2 separate regions of the Mus musculus genome follow, and region 1 is linked to region 2. A link is a loop called in an ENCODE intact Hi-C map of the cell type or tissue named here. Cell type or tissue: heart. All regions are shown on one strand. Each heading gives the region's core, and the rest is flanking DNA. Links, peaks and the distances in the headings are about the cores only.

Region 1 (6,304 bases), core at 2,602-5,101, 73 kb after region 2:
TCATTTTTAATTTTTTTCTTTCAAAATTAACATTTTTATTAAATCAAGTTTAAAAATGTTCATTGCAGAAAAGTCAACAAGGGTATTAAGAAAATCAAAATATACCTTTTTTTTTTTACAATATATGTATATTAGCAGCAAAACTACTTCAGAGTTTTTCTTTGGTGTTTATTTTTATTTTAAAGAAAGCATAGCAGTGCTATGTTAGCATGGAATGTCATAATCCCCTCCCCGTTAGCTTGGAATGTCAGAATTTCCACCTTCACCCTTTACTCAGAGGTACTGGTCTTTCTTCATGGAGGCAGGAGAGGAAGGTCAGCTGATAGGAGGGAGACAACCATACCCATAATGAACAGTAAGGCTGCCTTCAAAACAGGGCATAGAAGCCAGATGTATGGGACTGGAGAGATGGCTCAGTGGTTAAGAGCACAGATTGCTCTTCCAGAGGTCCTGAGTTCAAATTCCAGCAACCACATGTTCAAGCTCACCCCCACCATGGAATCTGATGCCCTCTTCCTGTGTGTCTGAAAAGAGCAATGGTGTACTCATATATAAAATAAATAAATAAATCTTTAAAAAAAAAAAAAAAAAAAGACAGCTGCCGGGCGTGGTGGTGCATGCCTTTAATCCCAGCACTTGGGAGACAGAGGCAGGCGGATTTCTGAGTTCGAGGCCAGCCTGGTCTACAGAGTGAGTTCCAGGACAGCCAGGGCTACACAGAGAAACCCTGTCTCAAAAAACCAAAAAAAAAAAAAAAAAAAAAAAAAAAAAGAAGCCAGCATGGTGGTGCACGCCTTTAATCCCAGCACTCAGGAGGCAGAGGCAGGCGAATTTCTGAGCTCAAGGCCATCCTGGTCACAAAGTGAGTTTCAGGACAGCCAGGGCTACACAGAGAAACCCTGTCTTGGAAAAAAAAAAAAAAAAAGATGTGCTATGTATGCCTATGATCTGAGCACACCACACAGAGGTCCTGATGCTATGACCTTTTACCTTGCATTGTGGTGACCCCACAACCACAAATTTATTTCATTGTTGCTTCCTAACTATAATTTTTTACTACCATTATGAATTATAATGTAAATATCTGATATGCAGGATATTATATTCTATTCCCGTAAAATGGTCATTTGATACCCCCCAAGTTAAGAACCATAGGTTGAGAACCAATGGTTTAGAGCCTTCAACAAAGGGCTCCTCTGCTCAGATGAGGGTGCGCACCCCAAATCCCAGCACTCAAAGAGGGAGGCGCCCTGTGAGATTGAGGTCAGCCTGCTCTACAGAGTTACAGCCAGGAGTACACAGTGAGGCCTTGTCCCAAGCAAAAACAAAAACGGGACTGTTCTAGATGTTCTGATAGTGGATGCCGTTTAGTGAGATCCTTGGGTGTGATCTACATTGGAGAAGAAAGGAAGGGAGGGAGGGAAGGGAAGGAAGTCTTTGCGAGACTGTTAGGAAATGACCTCAACCTTGTACTTCAGAATGGAAAAAGCCAAGGTGCTGGGATGTAGCTCAGTTGGTAGAGTGCCTGCCTAGCATACACAGAGACCTGGATTCGGTTCCTACCCCTGCATAAACAAAAGCATGTGGACCCTAAGTGGGTGTTTGCAGTGACTTTAAAAAAAAGATTTATTTATTATTATAAATAATAATTATTATTAATTAGTCAGATCTCATTACAGGTGGTTGTGAGCTACCATGTAGTTGTGGGATTTGAACTCAGGACCTTCAGAAGAGCAGTCATTGCTCTTAACTGCTGAGCTATCTCCTGAGTACCTTTCAGGGACTTAGGAACAGTAAGCAGGTAATGACTGGGACAGCAGTTGTATCCTCCTGGGAGGGAAATGAAAGAGGATCGGGAGTTCAAGGCCACCTACGGCTACATAAGGCCCTGACTCAGGTCAGAGGGGTGATTTACCAGAGAAAGGCATTTGTGAGCTAGCCTTATCACCTGAGTTCAATTCTCTGGGTCTCACATGGTGGAAAAAAGAATACCAACTCCCATAAATTATCATCTGACCTTTACATACACATTCATGCTCACACAAATGCATAAAGTATAATAAAAAGTTTTAATAATAATAATAATAATGATAATAATGATCCTGTCTGAAACACTGAAAAAGAAAGAAGGGGGTGTATGATGGCTTAAGCCTATATTCCCAGTAGTTTAGGAGGCTGAGACAGGAGGATTGTTGTGAGTTGGAGGGTAACCTGGACTACAAAGTGAGTTCCAGGTACAATTTTACCTCAAAACCAAACAAAAGAAGAGAAATACAAGATCAGTTATTGATGTTTCTGAGGAAGTGACCTCAGTGCCCCCAATGCCTGCGAGTACTCTCTCCACCAGACATTTTTTCAGTCACTGTGCATGCCGTGAAGATGGCCTGGTCCCTGCCCGCAGGAGTGAAGACAGATAGATAGGCTTGCTCCCCGCCCCCCAGGAGTTTCCAGTGAAATAAACAACCAAGAAAGTACTGACTATGATTAAACAGAGAACCCTGCAGGTCAACCACTTGACAATCCTGCAAGACAGATCATGATGAGCCTTCGGGAAGCGCTCCATGAGGGAATCAAACCTGAGTTGCAGGCCAGTGCCTGTCTTGAGAGAGTGGGAGGGAGACCATTCCAAAGAGAGGGAGCAGGCTCTGCAAAGGCCCAGAACATGGCAGGCAGGGACAGGGAGATCTGAGGAGCTCCAGGTCACTCATGTAGACAGAGTGAAAAAGAACAGGGCATCAGATGAAGCCCACTGTAGCAGGCCAGTGAAGAGACCAGAGAGCCCAGTGAGGTGGTTGATAGACTTAGTTATGCCTAGAGACACAGCTGGGAACTGGGACATGACTTCCTCTGGAGACAAAAGCAAGGAGCCAGAGAGTAGTTTTTGTTTGTTTGTTTGTTTGTTTGTTTTAATTTTATTTATTTAATGTATGAGTGCTCTGCTGCACATACACCTGCCTGCCTGAAGAGGGCATCAGATTCCCCCATAGATGGTTGTGAGCCACCATGTGGTTGCTGGGAATTAAATTCAGGACCTCTGGAAGAGCAGCCAGTGCTCTTAGCCACTGAGCTGCTTTTCTCACCAGCCCCAGAAAGAGCCACAACTCACTCCCTCTCCCATCCCCTGGCCTGAGGCCTAGACCTCCGGAATCCCAAGGCTCCAGCTTGGACCAGGAGTTTCCAAGTCAGGCATAAAGAACTTGCCAAAAAGGAGCCTTTAGTCACAGCACCCTTGAGGCAGAGGCAAGATCTCTATGACCGAGTAGGAGGCTCGCCTGGTCCACATAGTGAGTTCTAGGCCATCCAGGGCTACGGGCAGGGATGTGGGACAGCTCAGGACTACAGCATTTGCTCAATACTCACAGGGCAATGTGAGTGATTTAGGGGCCTGTGGGGCAGATGATGGTGAAAACAGAAAAACACACTCCAGACCCACATGTTTTGCTACGCCAAGAAAGAAAGAAAGAAAGAAAGAAAGAAAGAAAGAAAGAAAGAAAGAAAGAGAAAAAAAATGTACACAGCACCACTCTGGCTCCATCATCCTGGGCTTTGCTCCTGGTCATTTTCCTTACCCTCCCCCCACCCCCACCCCCTTTTCTTCTCCAGTCTCTGGTTTGTGAAGGCAATCAGAACAGAGTCAAGGGTGACATACTGGGGTGTTGGTGCCACCTCCTGGTAGCCACAGGAAATGCAACATCTTGTTTTGGCCTGGTTCAGAGGTGGTTTGTATTGGGATATACAATATATCCAACTTGTGGTCATCAGGACATTCTTGGAGGACAGTTTTCTTTCAACTGTTTATTTTATTTCACGTGTGTGAATGTTTCATCTGCTTGCATGTATGTGCGCTTTGCAGAAGTCGGACAGGATCATCGGATCACCTAGGGACAGGATGGAGCCCTTGGTCCCCAAGCAAGAGCAGCAAGTGTTTTTAACCACTGAACCCTCTCTCCAGACTTCCCTGGGAGACAGTTTTCTTCAGAAACAAGTTTCTAATCCATGCTTGGGGGAGGTGCTAAGCAACTGCGTCTACTCAAAACCCTCCACTGACTTCAGGATTGGGGTCCATGGCCCTTAACATGACTCAGGATTTCAGTCTGGTCCTCCTCAGCCCCAGCCCCCTGCATGGGTGCTCCCACATGGTGCCTCCAACCAGAAATTCCCTGTATCTCTGCAATAGCCATGGATGTTGTTGTGATTTGAATAGGTATGGTCCCCATAAAGTCATGTGTTTGACTGTTTGGCCTATAGGGTGTGGCACTATTAGGAGGTGTGGCCTTGTTGGAGGTGTGTCAGTGGGGGCAGGCTTTGATGTCTCCTATGCTCAAGCTACACCCAGTGTGGCACACAGTCTCCTGATTCCTGAGGAACTCTCAGCTCAGTCGGTATGCCTGTCATGTCTGCCTGGATGCTGCCATGCTTCCTACCATGATGATAATGGACTGAACCTCAGAACATGTAAGCCAGCCCCAATTAAATGTTTTCCTTTTTAAGAGTTGCCTTGGTCATGGTGTCTGTTCACAGCAGTAAAACCTTAACTAAGACAGTGGGAAAAAGTGTCTCACAGAGTGGGAACAGCAAGTGCAAAGGCCAAGGTATCTCTAAGGAGACGGGAGAAGCCAAGGACTGGAAAGAAAACTAGAGTTGCCAGAGCTGTGCCAATAGATCTCAGGGGCCTTGGCAAGGGGTTGAGTATCTGGCAAAGGGTGGAAGGTGAGGTTTTCAGCAGCAAATGTCATGATAGCGCATATGTTTGGAAAGAGTCCCACAGAGCTGCCTGGTACGAGCTGGCAGTTTAGATGGAGCTGGCAGGGGCACATGGGAGATAGAAGGTGGAGGCTTGGATTCTTGAGACCTTACTCCAAGCTGGTTCTGCCTGCATTAGGGCTCTCAATCTCTGGCTTTAGCTTTTCTGGAGCCAAGACAAGGATCAGGCCTCTGACTGACCTCCTTAGGGAGAACTTCCTCCTCCTCCTCCTCCTCCTCCTCTTCTTCCTCTTCTCCTTTATTTATTTATTTTATGAATATGAGCACATCATTGCTCTCTTCAGACTCATCAGAAGAGGGCATCAGATCCCATTACAGATGATTGTGAGCCACCACGTGGTTGCTGGGAATTGAACTCAGGACCTCTGGAAGAGCAGTCGGTACTCTTCAGCCCAGGGGAACTCTTCTTACTTGTGTGTGTTATGCCAGCTCTGGATACATTTCAGGCCTACCCCTCCAACATCCAACTTCCCAGCTTCTGGTAGGAAGCTGAGCTGTGAGACCTGCCAACCTACTTCACGGAGGAGGAAGCTTAGATGCAAAGTTGGGGAGCTAGCTACCAGAGGAAGAGGTGAGCTTTGAGCCAAGGTCTCTGTGCCCTCCCACCATCCCAGTTATAAGAACAGCCAGTTATACCCAGGCCTACCAGTTATAGGCAGGGCTCTGTCACCCTGTGTGACTCAGCATTCTCTCCTGCAAGATGGGGGCATACCAGTTTCTCACTGCTGTGACAGAAGCAAGCAAGTAGGGAAGGAATGGTTTGTTCAGGCTCATGGTGGGAGGGTACAGTCCGAGACAGCATGGCGGCAGGAGAGTGGTCATGTGGCACCCACAACCAGAAAGCATCAGAAGATGAACTCTGGTGTTTCTCACTCTCCATCTTTCTAGGAACAGCTCTGTAGACAGGCCTATAGATGCATTTCCATGGAGTCAAGTTGATGTTGTGAAAGTTTCCTCTAGGATTGAAACATTCCACTATGCAGGCGAGATCATGTTTCCTTGGTTTGGTTTGGTTTGGTTTGGTTTGGTTTGGTTTGGTTTGGTTTGGTTTTTTCGAGACAGGGTTTCTCTGTATAGCCCTGGCTGTCCTGGAACTCACTTTGTAGACCAGGCTGCCAGGCTGGCCTCGAACTCAGAAATTCGCCTGTCTCTGCCTTCCGAGTGCTGGGACAGCCAGGGCTACAGAGAAACCCTGTCTCGAAAAACCAAAAAAAAAAAAAAAAAAAAAAAAAAAAAAGAGTTGCCTTGGTCATGGTGTCTGTTCACCGCAGCAAAACCCTAACTAAGACATCTCCCCAGGAAAAGCTTTGTCATACAACAGTTGACAAAGAGGATTAACATGATCATCATAATAACCTGCCTAGTAGTATCTGTAAGGTGGATGGAACGGGTACCCATCCCGCCCAGGACGGCACTGGCGTCAGCAGCATAGGAACGCTGTTGCAGTAGCTGCACTTGCTCGGGAGAGCTCGGATAAGGAAGGAGGAAGCCGAGGCTTTGCCAAGTCACCTAAGTCCAGTCAAAGGCGCCCAATGCAAGC
Region 2 (6,304 bases), core at 1,966-4,465:
CATCAGTAGTCAGTGCCACTCAGCAACGGCACATGTGGCTTCCCACATTTTGGATGATGTGAGGCAGAACAAACTATCTACAGAACTCTCCACGAGAATCCTCTATTAACTTATGCATAGTTGTGTGTGCAAACTAGATGCAGATACCTGTCAATGCAGGGCCTAATCTACCAATCACAACAGACAACCACCAACTACAGCCCGGAGTAATCAGCCTGTCCTCAAGACCCAAGAAAGACAGACCCCAGAGTGCATTCTGGGTCCTTGAGTGCCCTCACTCATGTGATCTACTGTCAATTATAACCATGTATCTTCTGTAAAATGTATTATTGCTTGGCTTCAAGTAAAGTTTATCTTTTTTTTTTTTTTTTTTTTTTTTTTGCAAATCAATCTGTGCCCAGAAATCTCTCTCTCCCACAGGCTCACACTTGGTTCCTAACTGTTTTGTTTGGTGTGTTTATTTATTTATTTATTTGGTTTTTTGAGACAGGATTTCTTTGTATAGCCCTGGCTGACCTGGTACTCACTCTATAGATCCGGCTGGCCTCGAACTCAGAAATCCACCTGCCTCTGCCTCCCAAGTGCTGGGATTAAAGGCGAGCGACACCATGCCTGGCCTCTCTAGCTGGTTTTGCTGTTGGGAGAAGTAGTGGAAACTTTAGTGGGTAGAGTCTCTCTACAGGAAGTACAGCACTCTGGTGGGCTTTGAGAGTTTAGAGCTTGCCCCACACCAGTTCTCACTCTGCTTCTGCAAGCTGTTGTGGGTTGTGACATCTAAGTGATGTCTGATCTGGGGGACCACCTGCTGCCGTGCCTCCTTCCCACTATGAACTCTCGCTCTGGAACTGTAAGCCAAAATCAATGCTTCTTTCTGTATGTCATTCTTAGTCATGGCGCCTCCTTCTTCAGTTCTTTGGATAAGAGGCCTTGTCCCTACCCATGCAACCCCAACTGCTAGTGACACTTACATCATGTAAGAGCCCCAGGGATCAAACACTGGATGTCAGGCTTGGTAGCAAGCACCTTTACAGGCTGAGCCCTAGAGCCCTTTTCTGCTGTTACGAGTCAGTTTGTGTATCTCAGATTGGCCTTGAACTCCTGACCTTCCAACTCTATGTGCCAAGCTGTGGGGTGACTGGCCTATCCCACCAGCTCAGTCAGTTGTTTCTAGTTTCTTCCTCTAAGATGTCTTTAGGAAGATAAGCACTATCACTATAGCAACCTTGGCTTCTTGGATTATTTTGAAATTACCCAACTCTGAGTGAACAGGAAAAGCAAACTAGACCCCTGGGTCAGGGGCTTCTGTCACTCCAAGGTCGCCTCAATTTTCTGCCTTTTTACAGTGCCTCAAAGTGATACCTAAAGCTAGGCATGGCAGTACACACCTTTAGTCTTAGTTTCAGCACTTGGCAGGCAGAAGCAGGTAGATCTTTATGAGTTCAAGGCCAGTTGGGTCTACATAGTAAGTCCCAGGACAGCCAGGGCTACATAGGTCCTGTCTCAAAAATATAACAACAAATAATAATAACAATAACAGTAATAATAATAATAAAACTAATATTACAGCAATATAAGACCAGCAGTGCCCTATTTTACCTCATTATCATGTAAAACAGTGTTTTGTTTTGTTTCCTACCGTGTAAAATGGACCAAGATTCCATTTTACAAGCAGCCTGTGTCTCCACCTTGAGGGTAGAAGTAAACTGTATTCCTCAGTGGACCCAAACTCCTATTTGCTCGGCACCACTCATCGGCAGAGATTGATAAACGACTTATTCCTGAGAACAGAGGATGCTACCTCATAAACTTATTGGGAATGAACTGAGAACAAGCCCAAGAACTTATCAGATACTGCAGACCAAGGAGAAGCTCTAACTCTCTCATCCAGACCCCATAAAGTGAAGATGGCTCCCAACACTAGCCTCAAATACATCATGACAATCCTCCTGCCTCAGCCTCCAGAGTGATATAATTACAGGCAGGCACCACATCCAACCTTATTATTGTCTGGGTTTTTGTTTGTTTTGTGGGTGTGTTTTGTTTCGTTGAGAGATGATCTATTATTGGAGCAGAGGTTTGTCTTGAACTCCTGGTCGTCTTGCGTCCTCCAGAGTACTTTGACCACAGCCTTAACTATCTTTTTCTCGAACAATGTCTTTTTTTTCTCAAATGTGCATTTCTCTAACCTTAGTCTCCCAAATTTTGGAATAGCAAGTATGAGCCACCGTGCTCAGCCATTAGTAAGTGCTTCTTAGACAGGGTCTCAGGTAGCCCAGGCTGGCCTCAAGCTCCTAATCTTATATCCTCCACCTCCTGTGTATTGAGATGAAGAGCTGTACCATTATGTCTGCTTTAATAAGCTAAGTAAAACATTTCTAGAATCTGGGTCTTAGGTTCTCTTCCAAAGAAATGGGAGAAATTGCCGGGCATGGTGGTGCATGCCTTTGATCCCAGCACTCGGGAGGCAGAGGCAGGAGGATTTCTGAGTTCGAGGCCAGCCTGGTCTTCAGAGTGAGTTCCAGGACAGCCAGGGCTACACAGAGAAACCCTGTCTCGAAAAACCAAAAAGAAAAAAGAAAAGAAATGGGAGATAATTTTCCACATATAGAAAAAGGAAATGACAAGTGTCCGTCAGTGGCTCACCTTGAGCAAAACTGAGAGCCCTGAGCTAAGAAGTGATCAACATGAACCGTTTTTTTCCAATTCACTGGACTCCTAAGGCGCCAGAGGAACCAAAACAAAATGAGCCTCTGGGCCCCGCCTCCTCTGGGCCCCGCCCCCTCAGGGCCCCGCCCCAGCGGGACTCTGCAGAGCCCAAACTTCGCGAGAGTTGCTGGCCGGGTCAAATCCCCGCCCACCCACTGCTCGTGGTAGCAGGCCGCATGCGCAGCTTCTTAACGGCGCGTCTTGCCGGAAAGATGGAGTGTCCTGCGCCCGATGCTACGGATGCTGCGGACCCTGGAGAAGCCGGACCGTACAAGGGCTCCGAGGAGCCGGAGGGTCGGGAACCGGACGGAGTGCGCTTTGACCGCGAGAGGGCGCGTCGCCTGTGGGAAGCTGTGTCCGGTGCGCAGCCGGCGGGGAGGGAGGAAGGTGAGTCGGGGGCTCCGGGGTTGGCGGCTGGACCGAGGCGGGATGGGATGGCCCTGCCTCCTGTCACTCCCCTGGCGCCCGCCAGCCTCTGCACGACGTTCCGGAGCTGCGAGCTCGCTCTCGCGAAGGGTGCTGGACCTAGTAACTCGTTACCCTGCGGAATTTGTCCGTCCTCCTTTCCAGGGCGTTCACTTGCGAACAGTTTCCCCCCATTCTAGGTCTTGTCCTCTTAGACAGCGACAGGACTTTCCCAGCCTGACTCGTAGGCGAGCCAGCCCCCGTCCCTGTCTGTCTTTAATTCCACAACTCCACATTGCTTCTCTTTCCTCTCAAAGCCCTATGGTTCTGACAGATCCGAATAGCTTTATTTAATTTACTTCATTATTATTACATTTATTTTGCGACGCCTCTCACTGTTCCAACTCGTGGTGGACCTCCTGCCCTCATCCTTCCTAGTGAGAGGGAGGACCAACGTGAGCTCTGGAAGGTCTTCTTGAATCCCAGCTCCTGGGCTTGATGACTGCGTCCTGGTTTGCCATGTTTCTTCCTTGGTAGACTTGGCTGGCCTTGAACTTGCATGGGTCTCCCTGCCTCAGTGTGGGCATCGCTGGCTTGCACCACTATGTCCTTCAAAACCGTATTTCTGTGTCTGTTGCCAACAGCTTTTTCCACTGAGGAGGCCCAGGAGGCGGGGAAGCTTAGGTATTCATCTTGCCTCTGACTGCTTCATCTCACACTCGATGCAGAGTTGTGGAGAACAGTGTATACTCACTCAGGGTGCACTTCTGGGCAGAACCTTACCAGATGGCTCTGTTTGAACCAAAACTGGGTGGGTAACAAGGATACTAGAGGAGTGCAGGGCGAGCTGGCCTCTTTCTCTTTTCAGAGTCCCTTCCCGAGCTAGCTACTTAATACTAACCCAAATGTACAAGAACTGTTATCTGGGTTTCTGTGCTAACCTATCAGGTCCCTGCAGAGAAGTCTTTCCCTGGTTATTTTGCTTGCTGAGCAGACTAATCTTGGGAAGTTTAATGTGTTTGTGAACTGCTTGCCCTGGATAAAATTGGGATTTTTTTTTTTTTTTACCATATTAAAGGGAGATATATTTAAATTTTTAATATGTTTTTATTTTATGTGATGAGTGTTTTGCTTGCATGTATGTGTATATGAATGACAGGTACCCAAAGATATAAGAAGAAGGTATCATATCCCCCGAAACTCGAGGTACCATTATAAGCTACCATGTGGGTGTTGAGAACTGAACCCCTGGTTCTCTACAAAAGCAGTACATGGCCTTAACCACTGAACCATCTCTCTGACCCCAAGATACGTCGAATTTAAGTGTATGCATCCCCAATCTAATACTGTTAAGTCTGGCTCCTAATAAATGTATATGCCATTTCTGAGTCTCTACTTTTGTACTTTTAAACATTTTTTTGAGCCAGTTGTGGTAGCAGATACATGTCATTTTCAGCACTCAAGTGGTTGAGATAGGATCAAGAATTCAAGCCAGCTTCAGCTATATACTGAGTTTGAACCAGGCAGTTCTGGCACATGCGTTTAATCCCAGCACTTGGTTGAGTCTCTTAGTTCGAGGGCAGCCTGGTCTACAGAGACAGTTCCAGAACAGCCAGAGCTACACAAAGAAACTGTCTCAGGGAGGGAAAAAAAGTTTGAGAGAAGCATGGGATAAATAAGACTCTTGCCTCAAAAAAAATTGTAGTACAAAGTTGTCTCCTTGACCCAGATTTCCTTTCATGAATTTGACATTCCCAGGGCCAGCTGGACCTCAGAGCCTTAGGGATGAAGACGATGCTGTTCTTACTCTGGAGTAGCTTGCAGTCCGTCCTGGAGGCAAACACCAAAACAGTTGTATAACTTTCGTTTTTTAAATTTTACTTTTAATGATGGTTCTTAAATGTTTTAACCTCCCTTGTAACCCACCACCCACCAAAGGTAGTGGAAAAGAAAGGATACAGGGGAAGTGGACGGGTTTAGAAAGGTTCTTTGGAACAACGCCTGTCTATGTTATCTGGAAATCAGCAGTTCAGTTCACAGGTTAGCAGTCGACAGCAGCTCAGTCCACTTGCAAACACGTCATGGATACACCAGCCTTCCAGTCTGGTAGAGTCGGGTTAGCAACTGTGGTGACACGACCTAGCAGAGACAGCCAGGCCTCAGCCTCGGCTCGAGTCAGCAGGAGGGACAGCAGGGACACCAGAAGTTCTCAGCTGTGCCTCTCTCAGGGAATCGAAGATCAGTGAAGACAAGAGACCTACAAACATTGCAGCTTAGCTGTGCCAGCAAGCCAAGCTCTGTCTCCATCACTTGATAGAGTCCTATTTATAGCCTCCCAACATCATGTGTCCTCCACGTGCCTTGCCTCAGCACGTGCATCCAAGCAGCCAGAGTCTGAGGAGTCCTGACAGATGCAGCTCAACTACACAGTGTAAGGCCGACCAACACATGTGAGTCATTAGCAAAGAATCTTTCATCATGAGTCCTTTCACGTGCTTGCTTTAGCTGAACATCCTCTCTACTGTGTCTGCTTCAGCAAAATGTTCCTTCACGAGTCTGCCTTAGCCTTTCACCTGTGTCCACTTCAGGAAAACACTCCTTCATGTGTTTGCCCCAGCAAGACACTATGCGACACAACTAACTCCAAAGAACCCTTAAATTCCCACTTCACAGTTATTGTATAATGTAAGGGGAGAAGGGAAGAGGGGTGCCTCAGAATAGGAGATGCAGCAAAGGGCAGTGGCCTTGGGGAAGTGTGCCCTGGACCTTAAAGCAGAGAACACAGCAGCTGCTTACATACATGTGAGCATAATAATTAGTGCTCAGTTCGTGTCCCTGTTGAAAGTTCTCCAGTCACACTTAGATACCTCCAGCACTTACATTCTAATTATAAAATGTGTGTGCCCATGTCAGAGTACATACAGATGTGTTAGATCCCTTGGAACTGGAATTATAGGCAGTTGTGAACCAACATGAGAGCTGTGAACCAAACTCAGGTCCTCTAGAAGAAAAAAAAGCACATGTTCTTATTGGCTAATCATCTCTGCAGCCCCAACTCAGTGACTTTTTTCTTTTTTTTTTTTAGATTTATTTATTTTATGTATGTGAGTGCACACTGTAGCTGTACAGATGGTTGTGGTTGTTGGGGATTGAATCTTTAGGACCTCTGCTTGCTCCGATCAACTCCACTCAC

The links. Hi-C counts contacts between places; a loop is a spot of excess contacts. Peaks named below come from ENCODE experiments on the same cell type or tissue, not always from the same donor. Only the 100,000 strongest peaks of a DNase experiment are listed, where the experiment ranks them.
Region 1: a loop joins it to region 2, with 3 times the contacts of the local background. A loop is called at or near these places in 14 of 42 quality-filtered maps.

What each region holds. Positions count from the first base shown.
Region 1 is chr13:55,175,110-55,181,413 of GRCm38, forward strand. No RefSeq gene overlaps it. Among named protein-coding and RNA genes, the nearest start is that of Fgfr4, 25 kb to the left of the region's middle. In heart, for the core only: CTCF peaks have their summits at 2,961 (motif pointing right) and 3,696 (motif pointing left); DNase peaks (open chromatin) are centred at 3,172 and 3,682.
Region 2 is chr13:55,102,426-55,108,729 of GRCm38, forward strand. Zfp346 (zinc finger protein 346) reads left to right here and starts at 2,884. Exons shown (of 7, transcript NM_012017.2): 1 at 2,884-3,093. The coding sequence starts at 2,919. In heart, for the core only: a CTCF peak has its summit at 3,015; DNase peaks (open chromatin) are centred at 2,856 and 3,706; H3K4me3 peaks cover 1,689 bases; H3K27ac peaks cover 1,871 bases.